Regions from separate parts of the Homo sapiens genome. Here region 2 is linked to region 1. Evidence: chromatin loops called from intact Hi-C (ENCODE). Cell type or tissue: PC-9. All regions are shown on one strand.

Evidence for each region. A loop is a pair of places that touch in the nucleus more often than their neighbours do. Peaks named below come from ENCODE experiments on the same cell type or tissue, not always from the same donor. Only the 100,000 strongest peaks of a DNase experiment are listed, where the experiment ranks them.
Region 2: a loop joins it to region 1, with 16 times the contacts of the local background. A loop is called at or near these places in 6 of 110 quality-filtered maps.

What each region holds. Positions count from the first base shown.
Region 1 is chr9:17,461,851-17,464,350 of GRCh38, forward strand. It overlaps CNTLN (centlein), which reads left to right. Exons shown (of 26, transcript NM_017738.4): 20 at 1,066-1,163. Among named protein-coding and RNA genes, the nearest start is that of SH3GL2, 120 kb to the right of the region's middle. In PC-9, CTCF peaks have their summits at 1,201 (motif pointing left) and 1,404; no DNase peak of the experiment used is centred here.
Region 2 is chr9:15,836,111-15,838,610 of GRCh38, forward strand. All of the region lies in intron 21 of CCDC171 (coiled-coil domain containing 171), which reads left to right. Among named protein-coding and RNA genes, the nearest start is that of CCDC171, 280 kb to the left of the region's middle. In PC-9, CTCF peaks have their summits at 1,175 (motif pointing right) and 1,374; no DNase peak of the experiment used is centred here.

The sequences.
Region 1 (2,500 bases):
CTAAGTGATGTCTTAGATTACACATTTAGTTGGAACTAGAGTCAAAATTGAAAGGTGTTCTAACACTCTAGTTACCACCTCTGGTTCCTAGGCTCTACTGACAACAAATACCACAGAACAAACATGTTTTGCTTTGAAAAACTAATAATTATTTACAAATAATGTAATAAGTAGCATTATTAATAACTTCAAGTAAAGAAGGATTGAGTATTCATGAGGTTTTCTATCAGTTACCATTATTCTCTAACAAACTATCCCGAAACATCGTGGCTTAAAACAACAGTTTATTATTTCTTAAGATTTTGTGGGTTGACTGGGAAGTTCTTTTGCTGGTCTCTTCTGGGCTACCTCATATCCCTGGATTTTTTCAAACCAAAGATTTCCCTAGTTGGAAGATACAAAATAGCCTCACTCATAGATCGGACAATTGGTCTACTACCTGTCAGCTGGAGTACCTTGGTACACTTCCACATGATACATCAACTGTATTCCTAGCAAGGTGATCCTGGAGCAGCATTCCAAGAAGGGAAAGAGAGAAGCCACAAAGCTTTAAGGCCTGGGAACTGAAATTTACACAATTCATTTCTGCTGCATTCTTTTCGACAAAGCAAGTCACAAGCCAGACTACGTTCAGTGGGTTAGGAAATGGATTCCCCTGCTTGATGAGCAGCAAAGCATTTGTGACCATATTTCGTCTAAGATGTTAGTAAATCCAGTATTTGTTTTAAGTGATCTTCTTAAATCATTAAAATTCTTAATTATTCACATATTTACATTATACCAGGACAACTCATATTTCCTGTAAATGTATTTTGGATACATACTCTTTGCAATTCTTAAATGATTGTGTTCCTCTATAGTTTGGCATGTTATATAAAAGTTTTAGTATTATTATTTCTATTACAGCATATAAAATAAAGCATTTAAAATATTAAAATATTCATTTTAATTATTGTTTACCATAATTATTGTAGAGGTATTCTTCTTTAGAATGGCACTTATTTTTATGCTGCCTTAGACCAAGGTTGTAAGGTATATTTAAATTTATTTCTATTTTTAATCTAGAATGCTACTAATGAACTCACTAAACAGTCATCAAATGTGAAGACTTTGAAATTTGAACTCCTAGCAAAAGAAGAACACATAAAGGAAATGCATGAAAAGTATGGTTTTTGTATTTCTATCCATTGTATTTGGTGCCACCTAGTGGCAACCAGCTCTATTAAACGTGCTCCAAGAAACTGCTAATGTTTACGTTTTCCTTCCCTAGTTCATATTTAAACCTACCTAAGATGAAAGTTTAAGGAATACTATGTATAGCATGATTAATGGCAAGCTATTTACTTTTTTAAATTAGATAATGATGAAGTTAAATTTCCGTTATTAAACATATTTAATTTTGAATAAATACAAATTAATGGCTTCGAGACAATGAATGAAAAACTTTACAACGTGGTGGTTATTTGGCCCCCCAAATATATGATTAGTATTTGTATTGGATTTAATGCCTAAGCTTATAAAGCTAAGGTAAAAAAAGGAAAGTTTTGTTTGTGTTTAAAATAACTGGAGGTTATGGAAGTTTGTACTCTTGTGTTTATCAGTACAAAGATTTTAAATGCTCTATCCCACTGAATCAAAATTATTTTCTTTCTGTATCTTTCAAAGCTACACTATTGCTTAGAAATAGTAAGATGTTTAGATAGAATTCCAGTTGTCACTGATACATTTGAGATATATGTATCTCACAAACACACCTGTAGACCTCATTATAAGTGAAGAGCACTTAAAAGTGATATGAATAGATAAAAGCATTAGACAAAAAGCTTGGTTAATTTTTTAACTGATAATATTTTGAAGTTTATTTATCAATTAAGAGTAAGTCTTGCTTATTGTTTAACAGGGCTCTAGATTAACACTCTTTGAATCCTGGCTTCCCTACCTACTAGGCCTATGCCTAAATTTAATAATATTAAATTAGGTTCTTACGAGGAATAAATGAGTTAATACATGTAAAGCACTTATAACAGTGACTGGAACATTGTAAGCCTTCGATACATGTTAGCTATTGTCATTCTTGTTTTAGTAGTAGCAGCAGCAGCAGCAGCAGTAGCAGTGGTTCTCACAGCATCTACCATTTTATACTTAATAGTTCATCAACTTATGCTAAACAGCTGTGTGGATTGAATCTCAAATTATATTAAATTAGAAGATATTATGGCTAATTTAGTTTCATTACAAGAGTTTGCATTTGTTTATTGAAGTATAAGATTTTTTTCTTATCATTTTTATGCTTTTGATTATCTTCATATATCACTTTGATTTTTCACAGCAATGTAAAAATGTAATTTAAATGAAATAGTTCTAAGTTTTCATAAGTGTTATTAATTTTTCTCATTTCTTATATATTTTGTTTTAATACATATATGTAATTATATAATTACCAAGTCACAACTATAGATTTTACAAGTGTTCAAAATATTAAAAGAACAATATCTTATGC
Region 2 (2,500 bases), 1.6 Mb before region 1:
CCTGATGACTTCATAGTTATATAAATATTAAATTGCCAAATGTAGAAAAATGGGTTAAGATACCCTCTCCTATGTTGCAGTGACAAATAACTCTAAACAGTGACTTTACAACCACAAGTGATTTCTCACACATTATGCATATTCATCATGGGTCAGCTGTGTGCTTCTGCTTCATATGTCCATACCCCATGATTGAGGCTGATAGAGTGTTCTTTATCTGGAACGCTGTTGGTCTTGTTTTATTTTATTTATTTATTTTTGTTTTTATTTTTTGAAACGGAGTCTCTCTCTGTCGCCCAGGCTGGAGTGCAGTGGCGCCATCTCGGCTTACTGCAAGCTCCGCCTCCCGGGTTCACGCCATTCTCCTGCCTCAGCCTCCCGAGTAGCTGGGACACCACGTCCGGCTAATTTTTTGTATTTTTAGTAGAGACGAGGTTTCACTGTGTTAGCCAGGATGGTCTCGATCTCCTGACCTCGTGATCCGCCTGCCTCGGCCTCCCAAAGTCCTGGGATTACAGGCGTGAGCCACCGCGCCCGGCCGGTCTTGTTTTAAAGGTGTCTACATGGGACATTGCTGTCCTTTTCTCCGATAGGAATTGACATTTTGCTTCTAGTCACATTTCATTGGTCAAAGCAAGTAACTTGACCATTCCTGATTTTGACAGGACAGGGTATATATAATCTTCTTTCCAGAAAGGACACCACCGATTTACATCGTCAAATTTCGTATCAGTGGAACGGGAGAATATACTTTCCCCTCTTGGAGAAGGAACAAATAGTTTGACCAATAATAAAATCTACTGCGGTAACTTATCTTTTTCATTATATAATGTATAGAAATAATTAATCTTCTTTCTAGTTAGCCACATTGGCCAAATTTGGTGTAACTTGACATTTTAACATCTGCAACCCTCTTCACTAGTTTGGTCAGTAGGGTTGAAAATAGTTATCTCCGGGAGTCATATGTCTGGTTGATGCTTTTCTCTCTTGTTCTAGAGGTTTTTTAAGTATAAAAGAAAAAGATTCTTCCGTGTATTATGCTGTTTGTTGTTTAAGAAAATTTGAACGTTCTACAATATGTACTCAGTGTCCACCACATTCCACAGAGCATTTTCTAGGCTCCAGAAGCCATATTCCTGACATTTTAAAGCATCACCACTAGATGGCGATCTCGCTCATTTAGAAGGTTAGAACAACTATGTTTTTCTTCAGGTGAATGGGTTGGTTACAGAGGGATCAGAAGTGTAAATTATACTAATTTTATAGCAAGCTCTTTGTAACCAAAATGGTACTATTTACTGAGTATGTATATATTCATGTACATATATACACATACACCCTTATACAGGAAAATTCCATTTGAAGAAAACCTATAAAATGCTATGTTTTGCTATGTTACTTCCCCAGAATATATATTTTTCAACTATTACTGCCTGAACAAATACAGGGGTTTTCATAAGCACAATTCCTCAAGAAACTGCCCAGAGGCTTGAGTCCATCCCTCTGCCTTGTCCCAACAGTACTTTGAATATGCTTCCAACTGTTGCTGAAACTGGTTGATTTAGTTGTGAGCCTTCATCTTTGTTTTAACAACTCTGTATTACTCAGCTTCACTCTCTTTTTCTTTAATTAATACAAGTGAAGAGTGGTTAAAAATTATATATTTCACTCAGATATGTTAAAAAATAACTTTCATGGTTTATTGCACGATGGGAAAGCCGGTACCAACCCTTTTAGAAAGCCTTTTAGAAATCTCACTCAGTGGTTATTGCCAGTGGTAACTTTGTTCTACCCTCTTTTACTTCAAAACAACACAACTTAATAACCGAAAACATTTTAAAACCATAGCCGAAATAGTGTAGTTCTCCTTATAAAACAATTACTGAGTTCAATTGTTAATCCTCTTTTTGGTGTTCCTAAAATAATATTCTTTTCATTTATTTCTGCTATGATGTAGGGTTTATGGCTCTCTATCATATAATTCATATACCTTGTAGGATTTAATAATTAATGGAAATAGAAAATATATGGCTAGAATGTGCGTTTATAGGAAGTAAATATTTAATATATACTCTGAGTAACGTAAAAGTAAATTTTGATATAATACTCTAGCATATTAAGGAAAACTATTATAAGCCAGTTCTTTGAAAATCATTTTTAACATAGTATATCATTGTATCTTTTACTCACAGGTGAAATCATATTAAACCTTGGTTAGAATTCTTCTGAAGGTTTAAATGAGCTATGATGATATAGCCAGAATGACCTCTTGTATTTCTTTAATTAGACAGTTATAGTTTATATATATGATTCCCAAACAGATCAAAGAGGGCTGCTTCACAGCCTAGAATCCTTCAGAAGCTTCCCATGGCCTTCTATTACAATAGTTGGCAAGTATATTTAGCCAAAGAACCCTTTCTTTAAAAAAATCTTCCACAAAGTTCATAGAAAACATTAAAGCAAATTCCAGTTTAAAGAAGGATGGGAGTTGGGAGTCCAC